Linked DNA regions of Homo sapiens: region 1 is linked to region 2. A link is a loop called in an ENCODE intact Hi-C map of the cell type or tissue named here. Cell type or tissue: heart left ventricle. All regions are shown on one strand.

Region 1 (8,000 bases), 75 kb before region 2:
GTGCCTCCTGTACTCCCAGCTACTGGGGAGGCTGAGGTAGGAGGACTGGATCGTTTGAGCCCGGGAGGTCAAGGTTACAGTGAGCCATAATCGTGTCACTGCACTACAGCCTGGGTGACAGAGCAAGATCTTGTTTAAAAAAAAAACAAAAAAAGAATCTGCTGTGATATGTGGATCAGATATTTAATTAGGCTGGTGTTCTTGTGTAGCCCGAGACAAAGAGGTCTGGACAAAATTATCTTAAGTCTGATCATAGGCTTTATTTTTTATCATTAAGATTGGATTTATGTAGAAATAATCATATTTATCTGTTGTGCTGTATCTTTAGTTGTTTCATATGTAATTATTTTCAGTAATGAGCACTCAGTGAGTAGTTTTTTTATTAGACTTCTAGAGCCCTCACCATATGTAGTCCTTCCTTTCTATAGTAGGGCCGTATGAAATTTTCACTATTTAGATCCTCTCAAGTTTCATTTCACTTCAAGATGTTCTGTTTTTGTTTTTAGAGAAAACCACTCCACTCACTTCAGCTTTGAAATTGTTTAACTTTTTGGTCCATGATTTAAAAAATTAAGGTGCTAAAGGCTCACAACGATCATGTAGACTGACTTTAAACTGATACGTTTTCTGCTGAGTTTATTTAAGCTAATTTGTTTTTAATTATTTTTAAATCACAGGTTCTAAATTAGTTCCATTCTGGAGCTGGCTACAAATGGGTAAAGACCTACTTTTTATACGACTTCGATATTTGACTGGTGCCTGGAGGCTTGAGCAAACTCGGAAAATGAATTAGGTTGTTTGCAGTCTTCAGTTGTGTTCTTATGCTTCAGTGTCACATTTCATTTCATTTGAAACTAAAATTTTAAGTAAAGCTGAAATAAACTTCTTGTCATTGTCTGCCTTTTGATAATTTTAAAGAAATAACTTTCCATAAGTAAAAAATTATATATCTCTTTGGATATAAATGATTTTTAAAAGATGTTTATTTAAAAAGTCAGATTTTCTTTTGTTTGTTTAGCTTCATTATCATTATAATTCTGAGAAACATAATTTTTGTAGACAGAAGCTATTCTTACCCTAAAGTGCCTGCATAACTCTCATGAACTTAACTATAAACTACAATCATGTAACAGTTTTCAGAGATTTAAAAATAAAGCTAGGGTATAAGTTTAAATGTACATAAATTTATCCAAATCAAAGAAACCTATTTCAGCCTATGAAACTTTAGGAAATTATATGTTAAAGGCAAGAATACAGACTTAGTCACAAAGGTGTTCATTTCCTTATAGTCTTACTCATCTCTAGCACTGGAGGCCAAGGTGGGAGGATCACCTGAGCCCAGAAGTTCAAGGTTACAGTGAGCTATGATCGTGCCACTGCACTCTAGCATGGATGATGGAGGGAGTTCCTGTCAATCAATTTTATAATATTAATATATTTACATAGTAACATCAGAAGCCTCTTTGAGATACTGCAAGAACTAATAGCAATTACAAAATAATGAACCCCCAAAATCAGAATTAGATTGTTTCTGCCATCTTAGAGAAACAAACTAGTAACAGTTTGACATTTATTAAGTGTTTACTGTATGCCACCCACTGTTCTAAGCACTTGATATATAATGACTCACAACAGAAGAGGAAACTGAAGCACAAAACGGTGACCTGCCCAAGGTCACATATTTAGGAAAGAGTGGAGTCATGATTGTAACCTGCATAGTCTGGATCCCAAGCCCACACTCGTTAATGACGGCTATAGTCTTCAGTTTCTGAAGGTATGAAAACTGGGGATCATATAAGTAGAAAGTTTTGGCAGTACATTGAATAAAACATTTTTGAGTAGAAAAGTAAGCTAAAAATAACTCCAGTAGTTTGAACAACAGCGATAATATCACATCTGCAGTAGACAATAAGCTTCTTGAAAATAGAAGGCTTGCCGGGCACGGTGGCTCATGCCTGTAATTCCAGCACTTTGGGAGGCCGAGGCAGGCAGATCACCTGAGATCGGGAGTTCAAGACCAGCCTGACCAACATGGAGAAACCCCGTCTCTACTAAAAATACAAAATTAGCTGGGGTGGTGGTGCATGCCTGTAATCCCATCTACTTGGGAGGCTGAGGCAGGAGAATCGCCTGAAGTCGCGAGGCAGAGGTTGCGGTGAGCCGAGATTGCGCCATTGCACTCCGGCCTAGGCAATAAGAGTGAAACTCTGTCTCAAAAAAAAAAAAAACAGAAGGCATGTCTTACTACAATTAGTATCTCCAGCACAGGGCTTAGCATATAGTAAACACTTAATAATGATGAGATGAATAAACTTTATTTACTACCAGATTTTGTGAGCATTAAAGTCACTTAAATGGATAAATCAAGAATAATAGAAAGCAAAGAGAAGAAAAGACCATGCTCATAAGAATTTTTAAGAATAAGCCTTGAGCCAAAAATAAGATCCTTAATGAAATTATAAAAAGGCAATGAAATAATTTGTTATTGCTCTTTATAAACGAGATAGAAATGCATATTTGAAGCATAATAGGAATATTGAAGGAAAGTCACGATACTTTTTATGTACTTTGTCTGTGAACACTGTAGGGAAAAGTCTGATATCATTGATGCCAGCTTACCTTTCTAAGCACAGATTTACCTAAGAGGAATATGGGACAGAATCTGAGGCAATCAGAGAGAAAAGGTAGTTTAACCTGTTAACTTACAGAATCTGCTAACAAAAACTACATGCAGCAATAGCAGAGTGAAATAGCAAAATAACAGCTACTATGTTTTTTGTTTTTTTTTTTTTTTGAGATGAAGTCTTGCTCTTGTCCCCCAGGCTGGAGTGCAATGGCACGATCTCAGCTCACTGCAACCGCCGCCTCCTGGGTTAAAGCGATTCTCCTGCTTCAGCCTCCCGAGTAGCTGGGATTACAGGTGCCTGCCACCATGCCCGGCTAATTTTTTGTATTTTTAGTAGAGATGGGGTTTCACCATGTTGGCCAGGCTGGTCTCGAACTCCTGACCTCAGATGATCCCCCTGCTTTGGCCTCCCAAAGTGTTGGGATTACAGGTGTGAGCCACTGCACCCGGCCACCAGCTACTATCCTTATAGTATGTACAAGGAAGAGTAATGAACATTTTGCATGCATTATGTGGTTTGATCAAACAACTCTATCATGCAGGTATAATTACCCGCATTTCACAGAACGAAGTAGCCAAATAATTTGCCCAGGGTTACACAAGTAGCCATTATTCATGCTTCTACTGAAATAAAAAATAGGAAACAAAGGAACATGGAGCATGATTAAAACAGTATAACCTGAGGATCCTCAGACAACTTGGCCATGTCTATGTCAAGTCTTCTCACTTGTTCTTATAGAATAAGATATATATGAAACTTATTTGACTTGAGGGTCACATATGGACAATAATGTCTCTTGACATCTGTAATCCTCTATCTCCATATAGTTATGTATGGTTGACCCTTGAATAACACAGGTTTGAACTGCACAGATCCACTTATACATGGATTGTTTTCAAAAAGTGTATTGAAAAAGTTTTTGGGGATCTGTGAAAATTTGAAATAGCAACAGGAGGTTGCTGTAAAATTATAGTAGTAAATGATAGACTAATATCTACATGTATTTTATGCATTAATGACATAACCTTTTAATATCTTTCATACTATCAAAGACTTTGATATTAGTCTATAATTTACTATATAAAATACACGTGAATCTATTCAGAGATTTATCAAAATTTATGCATACGTAGACCATACATATCCAGTTGAGAAATTTAAACAAAGATGCAGTATTAGGCTGTGCGCGGTGGCTCACACCTGTAATCCCATCACTTTGAGAGGCCAAGGTGGGTGGATCACCTGAGGTCAGGAGTTCGAAACCAGCCTGGCCAACATGGTGAAACCCCATCTCTACTAAAAATACAAAAATTAGCTGGGCATGGTGGCAGGTGCCTGTAATCCCAGCTACTTGGGAGGCTGAGGCAGGAAAATCACTTGGGGAGGTGGAGGTTGCAGTGAGCCAAGATCACGCCACTGCACTCCAGCCTGGGTGACATGAGTGAGACTCCGTCTCAAAAAAAAAAAATGCAGTATTAAATCATAACTGCATAAAATTAATAATTTCGTAGCCACCTCCTGTTGCTATTGCATGAGCTCAGGTGTTGTAAATATCCACTTATATGCTGTGTGACACTAACCATCTCCATATGAGCAGTTCATCTCTCCAGTAAATTGCATATAACAGTAGAAATTGAGCTCTTGGAGTTCTCATGTGTTTTTCATGTTTAGTGCAATACTGTAAACCTTGAATAACACCATGGGACCGATATGAAGTACCATTAGTAATGCTGGAAATACTCCCAAGAAGCAGAGAAAAGTCATGACATTACAAGAAAAAGTTGAATTGCTTGATATGTACCATAGATGAGGGCTGCAGCTGAGGTTGCTCACCATTTCAAGATAAATGAATCCAAGCCAGGCATGGTAGCTCATGCCTATAATCCCAGCACTTTGGGAGGCCGAGGCAGGCGGATCACCTGAGGTAGTTCAAGACCAGCTTGGCCATCATTGTGAAACCCCATCTCTACTAAAAATACAAGAATTCGCCAGGCGTGGTGGCGGGTGCCTGTAATCCCAGCTACTTGGGAGACTGAGGCACAAGACTCACTTGAACCCGGAAGAGGGAGGTTGCAGCAAACCGAGATTGCACCACTGCACTCCAACCTAGGTGACAGAGCGAGACTGTCTCAAAAAAATAAATAAATAGTGTAAGGACTATTGGGGAAAAAAAAAAGAAAATTTGTGAATCCATTGCCACTACTACATCTGCAGGTACAAAAATCTTGCAATTTTTGCAAAATACCTTTTCTCTCATATTGAAAATGCAGCTTTTAAGTGGGTACAGGATTGCTATAAGAAAGACATACCTATAGACTCTAATATGATTCACAAAAAGGCAAAGTCATCATATGACAAGTTAAAGGAAGGTGAAGGATCTAAAGCTGGGGAATTTAATGCCAGAAATGAATGGTTCATTTTAGAGGTTTGGCTTTTAAAAAAAAAGTCAAGATAAGGGAGAAGCAGCTTCTGCTGATCCAGGAGGTAACACACGAGTTCCCAAACACCATTAAGAAAATCATTGAGGAGAAAGGATATCTGCCTAAACAGGTTTTTAATGCAGACGAAAGTGCCCTAATCTGGGGGGTGGGGGGGTGGAATGCCACAAAGGACATTTATTAGGAAGAGAAGCAAGCACCAGGATTTAAGGCAGGAAGAAACAGGCTAACTGCTGTTTTGTACAAATGCAATCGGGTTTATGATCAGGACTGCCCTTATCTGTAAAGCTGCTAAATCCTGAAAGGAAATGATAAACATCAGCTCCCAGTCTTCTGGTTGTACAAGGAGGCCTGGACAATGATACCCCTTTCTCTGGATTGCCTGCATTGATGTTCTGTCCCTGAAGTCAAAAAGTACCCTGCCAGTGAGAAATTGCCTTTTAAGGTTCTTTTGACATTGGACAATGCCCCTGATCACCCAGAACGTCATGAGTTCAACACGGAAGGCTTAGCAGTTGTCTACTTGCCCCCAAACACAATGTCTCTAATTCAGCCTTTACATCAGGGAGTCATAGGACCTTGAAGGCTCATTACACACAGTTCTCTATAGAAAGGATTGTCAATGCTAGAACAAAAGCCCAACAGGACATGAAAGGCTGGAAGGGGTTGGGGTCTGGTGGCTCACGTCTGTAATCCCAGCACTTTGGGAGGCCGAGGTGGGAGGATCACTTGAGGTCAGGAGTTCAATACCAGCCTGGGCAACATAACAAGATCCCATCTCTACAAAAAAATTAAAAAATTAGCTGGGCATGGTGGTTGGTGCAGCCAGTAGTCCTCACTACTCGGGAGGCTGAGGATGGAGGACTGCCTGAGCCCAGGAGTTTGGGGCTGTGGTGAGCTGTCATCACACCACTGCACTCCAGCCTGGGGAACAGAGCAAGACCCTGTCTCTCAAAAAAAAAAAAAAAAAGTCTGAAAGAATTATACCATTGAAGATGCAAGCCATCGTTATAGAAAAATAAAAGCTGTGAAAGTCACCAAGTATGAAACAATAATTCCTGCAGAAAACTGTGTCCAGATGTTGTGCATGACTTCACAGGATTTATGACAGAGCCAATCAAAGAAATCATGAAAGAGATTGTGGATAGGGCAAAAAAAAAAAGATGGCAGGTGAACAGTTTTGAGATATGGATGTTGGAGAAATTCAACAGGTAATAGAGACAACACCAGTGGAGTTAGCAGAAGATGACTTGATGAAGATGAGTGCTTCTGAACCAGTGCCAGATGATGCAGAAGAAGACATACAAGAAGCAGGACTCCAATTATTGAAGTCTGCTTGTGACTTCTTTTACAACTTGGACCCTTCCACAATATGGGCACTGAAACTAAAGCAAATGGTAGAAGAAGGATTGGTACTGTAGAGAAACATTTTTAGAGAAATGAAAAAAAATCAGACCAGAATTATGATATATTAATATTTCCATGAAGTCACACCAAGGGTGCCTGCCTCTCCTGCCTCCCCTTCCACCTCCTCCACCTCTTCTGCCTCTGTCACCTGGGAGACAGCAAGACCAACCCCTCCTCTTACTCCTCAGCCAACTCAATGTGAAGACAAGAATGAAGGCCTTTATGACGACTCACTTCCACTTAATGAATGTTAAATATATTTTCTCTTACTTATGGTTTTCTTAATAACATTTTCTTTTCTCTAGCATACTTTATTGTAAGAACGCAATATATAATACATATAATTTAGGAAATATGTGTTAATACACTATGTTATCGGTAAAGTTTCCAGTCAATAGCAGGCTATTAGTAGTTAAGTTTTGAGGGAGTCAAAGTTAATGGATTATCAACTACACAGGGGTTAGCACTCCAAACCCCTGCATCGTTCAGGGGTGCACTGTACTTCTACTCGTAGTTGATTCTCCAGTTCTATGTTCCACCTTCTTTATTCAGTTATTTTATTAGTCCTTTCTCAGATTGCTATAAAGAACTACCTGAGACTGAGTAATTTATTTAAAAAAAAAAAAAGAGGTTTAATTGACTCATAGTTCCACAGGTGTACAGGAAGCATAACTGAGGAGGCCTCAGGAAACTTACAATCATGGCAGAAGGTGAAGGGCCTCAGGAAACTTACAATCATGGCAGAAGGTGAAGGGCCTCAGGAAACTTACAATCATGTCTGGAGAAGGAGGAAAAGAGCAAACGGAGAGGCGCCATACACTTTTAAACATCCATGTCTCTTGAGAATTCACTCACTATCATGAGAACAGCAAGGGGAAAATCTACCACTAAGATCCAATCATCTGCCACCAGGTCCCTCCTCCAACACTAGGGATTACAATTTGACATGAGATTTGGGTGGGGACACAAAACTAAACCATATCAGTTATAATTTCCTTAAGAGCAGAAACTTTGCCTTTATTTTATTTGTTTGTCTCTACAGCATCCTAAATTGTGATTGTTCAATAAAGGAAATGGTTAGATAATGCTACCATTTCAATTCACTCATCGAAAAAATAATTCTATGAACGAGATTATCCATTTTATTGACAATTAAATCCCCTGAAGAAGAAGTCTAGAGGACTGCTTTGTTTTTGTTTTTGTGCAGTCTCAAAAATGCTTTGATTGTGTTTTTGTGCAGTTTTTTGTTTGTTTTTGTGCAGTCTCAAAAGTGCCAAATCCACAAATTGATAAATTTATTTTGTTAATCCAATAATAGACTCTAATAAGTGATATCTTTTTGATTCGCTGATTTTGAAGTAAAACTCCAGTTAGTATTTTGATGGTCACAAAACATAATACTTTACCTAGATTTGATCCTGTCTAAATTCTGATAGTACTGAGAAAGGACAAAGGGGAACAAAAGAGGTCCTTACCTGAGCAGTATCACAATGCACCTCAAAAATACTGCTGGGGCCAGGCGCGGTGG
Region 2 (8,000 bases):
TTACAAGCAGCAGTTGAGATGTGGAAGTGGAATTAAGTAATTAGGGATAGCTGTGTTGTGAGTGAAAGTATTTAAAAATATGATCAGTGCACATTTAAGGCAACGGAGCCAGTCAGGTCAAATAACAACTAGGATGAAACTATCAGTTTTCTTTGCAAACATCCACTGGCTTTGATTTTACCCAGATGGTAAAAATATATTATCAAGATAGTTGTTATGATAAAGGGAAATGTATCCTTTCTTTTCTCTTGGTGCCTCAGATCTACAGGCCATGAAGAAATAGAAGTCTCTACATTCAGATGGATAGGAGGCATTATATTTTTATCAGTGTTAGGAATATACCGTAGATATTTTACATTAAAACTGAAGTCACAGAGATGATTCAAATTCTTCTTCATAAAGAAGTGAGTGTTTACTTGAACATCGTTAACATTTTGATGAAGGGTCATTGACAAAGAAGCCATACACATTCGCTGTGTCAACTCCTCACTTCAGACTATTCATGAGGCACATAATCTTTTTTTTTCCTGCATAGTTGTGGAATATGAATACATTAAGGGGAATTTAATGGTTTATGATCCATGTCACTGTTTGATGGTGATGTTGAATGTTTGTTCTCTGGTGTCATAAGGCAGCATACGTATACAATAGCTTAGAAAAGGGGAAGAAATTATTTGTTTCTCTGCCACCCTCACCTGTAGCAGTTTTAGTTTAAAACCTTTTATTTACCCTTCTTAGTTTATTTTCTGTCCATATAACTGAAAATTATTGTTTGTTAAGAAAGAGATAGATGTATGGTGTCAAAGGCAGATGGCAGACTTCGGGGTTAATGTCATTGTTATTGTAATTGTCTGTTTATTCCAAAACATTTACCTTTTTTTAAGACTTTATTTTTTAGAGCAGTTTTAGAACATTTACTTTTTATGAGTTTTTATTAATACTTGCCTGTGGTTGACAAATCAGTGGTGTGATTAGAACCAAGATCTGTCCTATTTATACCCGGAGACAAACTCTTCTAAATAATTCTTGCTTAGTTCTTTCATATTTCTCTCTATTATTACTAAGAATTATGACAGTAACTCTAGATAATATATAATATGCTTACATATCTATTTCCAAATTTATCACCTTTTAGATAATGTCATTGACTCTCTACCATAAAAGATGAGGATTTCACTCACATACATACATACATACATATACATATATATATATGTATTTTTTTTTTTTTTTTTTTTTTTTTGGGACGGAGTCTTGCTCTGCCCAGGCTGGAGTGCAGTGGTGCGATCTTGGCTCACTGCAAGCTCCGCCTCCTGGGTTCACGCCATTCTCCTACCTCAGCCCCCCCAAGTAGCTGGGACTACAGGCACCCGCAACCACGCCCGGCTAATTTTTTGTATTTTTAGTAGAGACGGGGTTTCACTGTGTTAGCCAGGATGGTCTCGATCTCCTGACCTCGTGATCCACCTGCCTTGGCCTTCCAAAGTGCTGGGATTACAGGTGTGAGCCACCATGCCCAGCCTCACTCACTTATGTTTTCATCTTCTTCCTTCCTCCTCTTCTCATCCTTGATATCTATATTTTAGTTCATAGTTTGTATTTGTTTTTGGTTATTCCAGTGGTTTCCATTGTGGAATTCGGGGGTAAGAATTATTTGTCCTCAGAAGGGCATTGGTCTGTTGACTTCTAGTAGCCAGGGTTAGAGTGGGAAGTTGAGGTCGGTTGATTCTCATTTCTTTGTAGGTGACTTTGCGGTGATCCTCTAGGAGCTTTTGGAATATTCCAGTTATCCCGCAGTGTTTGAAATTCAAGATGGAAAGACTAGGTCTGGATCTTTTCTTCATTAATTGAGCTCTGCACACTCTGTGGCTCTTTTCAACATGAAGACGTAGGTCCTTTGTAGCTCTTTGAGGTTTTCCTTTGTTATTTCTTAGACCACTTCCCCCTTGTATTTTCTTTGCTTCCCTGTCTGGAACTTATGTTGGTCACAGATGGCTCTTCAACAACAGTTTTGGAGTAGCTACTTTATGCCAGGCATTGTAACCTTCTAGGAGTCGGTAGGACGTGAGGGCCTGGGCAAAGCTTGCCCTTAAGAATTTGAATTTATTCTGAAATTTTGTGTATAATCAGAATCAAGAACAGTAACATTCTTTTTAAAAAATGAAACCCAGAAAAGCATAGTAAATGAACAAACATCATTTATGTTTTGTTATTGCTGCTTATTTTATTTTTTTGAGACAGAGTTTCACTCTTGTCACCCAGGCTGGAGTGCAATGGTATGATCTCGGCTCACTGCAACTTCCACCTCCCAGATTCAAGCGATTCTCCTGCCTCAGCCTCCTGAATAGCTGGGATTACAGGTGCCCGCCACCACACCCGGCTAATTGTTGTATTTTTAATAGAGACGGGGTTTCACCACGTTGGCTAGGCTGGTCTCAAACTCCTGATCTCAGGTGATCTGGCTGCCTCGGCCTCTCAAAGTGCTGGTATTACAGGCGTGAGCCACTGTGCCCTGCTGCTGCTCATCTTTTACTTAGTCACTTTTATTATTATTCACCGTTTGTGTTTTACTTAATAACTTTTAATTACTCACCTTGAAATCTTTCCATTAAGGACACATAGAATGTTTTTATTTCAGTGGCACTACTGAACCTGAAATTGAGTCTGGTCATCTAAATAATTCAACATGATCTCTGAAGGAAAAATATTCTGGGGATCACTTAGGGTTTCATTGCAAGCAAGAGAAACTGATTTTGCCTTGGGGGAAAAAAAGACTTATTTGGCAGAATTAAAGAAAGACGTAACAATCAGGTTGCCAGAAGGCCAGGTATTAGGACAGCTCTGGTCATTTCCAAGGTAGGAATAAAGAGCAGGTCTCTTTAGAGTGCTGACACTAGAAAGATCCTTCTCCAAATGCTTTTGTGAATTATGACATTCTGCTTAAGATTCCGGTTACAAGGAGAAGACTGTTACCTTAGCTTACTCACATGCTTGCTTCTTAGGTGGAGATGGGGACTTAATCGACAGTTTTATGATGAGCACAAAGACTAATGGGAGTAGTTCCCAAGGGGAAAAACAGCTCTATCATAAACAAAAAATAGATAAGAACAGCAAGTATCCACTCTGTTGTGTACTGATGAGCAATGTTCAATTCTAACTGCCTTGTTCCTTTCTGATCCTAGTACTGCCTCCTGTGCTCGTGCCAAGACACAGTGAATATAACCCCCAGCTCAGCCTCCTGGCCAAGTTCCGCAGCGCCTCCCTGCACAGTGAGCCACTCATGCCACACAACGCCACCTATCCTGACTCTTTCCAGCAGCCTCCGTGCTCTGCACTCCCTCCCTCACCCAGCCACGCGTTCTCCCAGTCCCCGTGCACGGCCAGCTACCCTCACTCCCCAGGAAGTCCTTCTGAGCCAGAGAGTCCCTATCAACACTCAGGTCAGTAAGAACTATGGTCTGTGGGGAAATACGGGAAAATAAGCCCAACATCATGATTTATGATGAACAGTCACAATGACAGTCATTGTAACTGTCATTCATATAGTATAAACAGTTTACAAAGCAATCAGCCTTAAAATGATTAGGACTATACCTATTTTGAAGCAGTTACCCTGGAGATAGAACATGTTTTTCCTCTAGTTTTAGTTCTAATGCTCTGGAAGCTCTCAGAAACTAAATGGATTTGAATAGTATCCCTGGGAATTTCCAAGGATTTTTTTTTTTAAGGCAGTAGAAATAAGATGAAAAGACTTCTGTAATCCAAGCAGAAGACTTGGCCTGAGGACAAGCAACATGGAAGATCAATGCTAGGCCTTTACCTTGGTTGCCTCTTTCAACAATCAAAGGAAGCCCTTGCCTAAAACATATGCCTGCATCCTTTGAGTGAGGCAGAAAGTGAAGCCCCAGCTCCAGCCAGTGCATTATCCCTTTCTGCCATGTGAAGCCAGGACAGCATCTTAAATATAGAGCTCTTCAGTTTGCTGAATTGAGAAAGCATATGGAAGGGAAAGGGAGCCTCTAGCATGCTGTCATAATTGCTCTTGCTACCATACCTGTAAAGTGGATCTAAGTTGAGATAATGAATAAAAGATACATATGCACTTTGTGAGTGTGAGATAAATACTGTGCGGAGCTGACAAGTTCCTAAAGGCATGCATAAATACATTTGGTGCCAGATGTTACAATCTGCCTCATTCATTTATTCCTATAATCATTTATTTAATGGATATTTATTAAACTCTTACTATATGCAAGCATTGCCTTAGGATTGCTGAAAGGGGAATTAAAAGGTTAATAAAAATTGTCCCTACGATGTGGGAAGATAAAGAGGGAATTGCCTCTTCACCTCTCAGTTACTTAGTTCCTTTTGCTCCTCAGCAAGTTACATAAGCATCTATTATATTTGTTGCACTATATTATATAATTCCTGTGTGTCTATTTTCCCCATTGAACAGCGAGCCTTCTTTTTTCTATGTCTAGCACAGAGCCTGAAATGCAGTGGTTGCTCATCAGTTGCTTATTGAATAAATAAATTACTACACAGGCGTTTATTTATTTTTATTTTTTATTTTTTATTTTGAGACGGAGTCTTGCTCTGTCACCCAGGTTGGAGTGCAGTGGCATGATCCTGGCTTACTGCAGTCTCTGCCTCCCAGGTTCAAGCAATTCTCCCACCTCAGTCTCCCAAATAGCTGGGATTGCAGGGGTGTACCACCATGCCCAGCTAGTTTTTGCATTTTTAGTAGAGACGGGGTTTCACCATGTTGGCCAGGCTGGTCTCGAACTCCTGACCTCAGGTGATCTGCCCACCTCGGCCTCCCAAAGTGCTGAGATTACAGGCAGGAGCCACTGCACCCAGCCCACACAGGCATTAGAACATGGACATGGAGCTCCAGACCATAGGCACAGGTTTTATTGACTCAGTAAGTGATGACTGAGCACCTGCTAAGTGTCTGGCACTGGGCCAGTGCTAGAGGTGCAGTGATGATTAAGACGGTGTAGTTGTCCCCCCTTATCTGAGGTTTCAGCTACCAGAGGTCAGTTGCAGCCTGAAAATACTGGATGGAAAATTCCAGAAATAAACAGTTCATAAATTTTAAATTGTATGTGGGGATGAAACTTCGTGCCATCCTATCCAGGTTCTGAATCATTCCATTGCCCAGCGCATCCACGTTGTAGATGCTATCCACCTGTGAGTCAATTAGTAGCTGTCTCTGTGATCAGATCTACTGTTGAGGTCACTCTGATTTAATAGTGACCACAGAGTGCAAGAGTAGTGATGCTGGCATATTGTTCTAGTTGTTTTACTTTATTATTAGTTACTGTTCCTAATCTCTTACTGTGTTTAATTTATAAATTAAACTTTATCACAGGTATGTATAGGAAAAAAAACATAGTATATGTGGTATTCTGTACTAGCCACAACTTCAGGTAGCCACTGGGGGTCTCGGACTGTATCTCTGGTGGAGAAGGGGGGACTACTGTGGTCTCTGACCTTCAGGAGTCAGTAGCTATTGAGAGCCATCACATACAGGTAGCCTGTAGCAGTCCAGGCAAGTGATTATAAGGAGTTGAACTAAAACAGGGATATGGGGTTGGAAAGAGGGCAGTGAATTGGGGGAGGGAGGTCCAACAGGACTTACTGTAGGGTGAAGGCAGAGATGCTGGAGGGTAGCTTGAGAGTCATTAACTCAGTGTAGGAGCAGATGGTTGAAGTTTTGCAAGTGGCTGAGTTCACTGAGAAAGAAGAAATACAACAGAAAGAGAAGTCATTTGAGGACAGAACCTTGGTTAAGGAACAGGAGGATAATAGTGTTGCAAAATATATATTTACCTAACACACCTCTATGCTACAAAGACTTCCTGTGCTGACTTTGAATTCCTGCCCTGGTTACTCTGACAGGTTGATGTTCTTTTTACTCTTCCCACCCAAGCAGGACAGACACCAACAGTGATGCAGAAGCTGGTTAGTTTCTCACAGAAGGCATAGCCCTTTTCACTTCAAAGAAAATAATTCTTGTCTGAATGATTAACAGCAAAATGCCAACCTGAGTAACAGACCTGTAGATAAACAAGAGTAAAAGGAACCTTTGCGATTTACTGGTTCAGCCTCTAAATTTTTTAAAAAGCTCTATTGAGGTATAATTCACATACCATACAACCACCCATTTCAAATGTACAATTCAGTGGTTTCTCATATGTTAATTTTTTTCAAGTAGTGGTGAAATATATCTAACACAAAATTTGTTTAACCATTTTTTTTTTTTGAGATGGAGTTTTGCTCTTGTTGCCCAGGCTGGAGTGCAATGGCACAATCTCGGCTCACTGCAACCTCCACCTCCCAGGTACAAGCCATTCTCCTGCCTCAGCCTTCCAAGTACCTCGGATTACAGACATGTGCCACCACACCCGGCTAATTTTTTTGTATTTAGTAGAGACGGGGTTTCACCATGTTAGGCTGGTCATGAACTCCTGACCTCAGGTGATCCACCCGCCTCGGCCTCCGAAAGTGCTGGGATTATAGGCATGCTCCACTGCACCCAGCCCATTTTAACCATTTTTAAGAGTACAGTCTAGCCGGGTGCAGTGGCTCCCGCCTGTAATCCCAGCACTTTGGGAGGCTTAGGCAGGCGGATCACTTGAGGTCAGCAGTTTGAGACCAGCCTGGCCAACATGGTGAAACCCTGTCTCTACTAAAAATACAAAAGTTAGCTGGGCGTGGTGGTGCATGTCTGTAATTCAGCTACTCCGGAGACTGAGGCACGAGAATCGCTTGAATCCAGGAGTCGGAGGCTGCAGTGAGCTGAGATTGTGCCACTGCACTCTAGCCTGGTGAGGACTATTAAAAAAAAAAAAAAGTACAATCTGATGGCATTAGGTGCATTCATAATGTTGTGCAACCATCACCATATCTATTTTCAAAAATTTTTTCATCACCCCAAACGGAAACTCCGTACTGATTTAACAATAGCTCCGTATTTCCCTACTTTGCCAGCCCCTGGTAAGCTCTATCTACTTTCTGTCTCTCTGAATTTGCCTATTGCAAGTACCTCATATACTAGATTCATGCAATATTTGCCCCTTTGTGTATGTTTTATTTCACTTAGCCAAGTATTTTCACAGTTTGTGTTGTGGCATATATCGGTAGTTCATCTTTGTGACTGAACGATATCTCATTGTATGGCTATACCACATTTTAAAAAATCAATTCATTAGCTGTTGGATATTTGGATTGTTCCCACCTTTTGGCTCTAGTAAATAACACCCTGCTTTCAATTCCTTTGGGTATATACCTAGGAGTGGAAGTGCTACATTATATGGTAATTCTATTTTCAGTCCCCCTTTTTTTAATTTTAATTTTTTAGAGACAGGGCCTTGTTTTGTTACCCAGGCTGGAGTATGGGGGCACAGTCATAGCTCACTGTAACTTCAAACTCCTGGGTTCAAGTGATCCTCCTCAGCCTCTGAGTAGCTAGGATTACAGGTGTACACCACCATGCCCAGCTAATTTTTAATTTTTGGTAGGATGGGGTCTCATCATGTTGCCCAGGCTGGCCTCAAACCCCTGGACTCAGGTGATCCTCCCACTTCAGCCTTCCAAAATGCTAAGATTACAGGTGTGAGCCACTGTGCTCAGCCTGTTCTGCTTCTTGAGTAAATAGACATATTTAGTCAAAGACCTACAAAAAGGTCATCTTGCCTTATAACTTTTTCACCAAAGTCATAGGAGTCATAGTCCATTTTCTCACAAGGAAATACCTTACCCATGGTTTCCTAGTATGGTCCACGAACCCTGCATTAGAATTGCCATTGGGGCATGTTAAAATGTACATGGCTACATTCAACCACTGACCTATTGAATCGGAATTGCTAAGGATGGGGCCAGGAATCTGCATTTTTAGCAAGCTCCACTGGCAATTTTTGTGTACACTTAAGTGTGAGAACTACTTGTGTGGACAATTCGATACAACAAAGGCAGATTGATCCAACCTTTTACGC

The links. Peaks named below come from ENCODE experiments on the same cell type or tissue, not always from the same donor. Only the 100,000 strongest peaks of a DNase experiment are listed, where the experiment ranks them.
Region 1: it touches region 2 in a loop (11-fold over the local background); 2 of 110 quality-filtered maps call a loop at or near these places.

The regions. Positions count from the first base shown.
Region 1 is chr13:36,942,735-36,950,734 of GRCh38, reverse strand. ALG5 (ALG5 dolichyl-phosphate beta-glucosyltransferase) reads left to right here. Exons shown (of 10, transcript NM_013338.5): 10 at 678-997. The coding sequence ends at 793. Among named protein-coding and RNA genes, the nearest start is that of SMAD9, 26 kb to the right of the region's middle. In heart left ventricle, no CTCF peak of the experiment used is centred here; no DNase peak of the experiment used is centred here.
Region 2 is chr13:36,868,098-36,876,097 of GRCh38, reverse strand. It overlaps SMAD9 (SMAD family member 9), which reads left to right. Exons shown (of 7, transcript NM_001127217.3): 3 at 3,183-3,440. Among named protein-coding and RNA genes, the nearest start is that of SMAD9, 48 kb to the left of the region's middle. In heart left ventricle, no CTCF peak of the experiment used is centred here; a DNase peak (open chromatin) is centred at 3,295.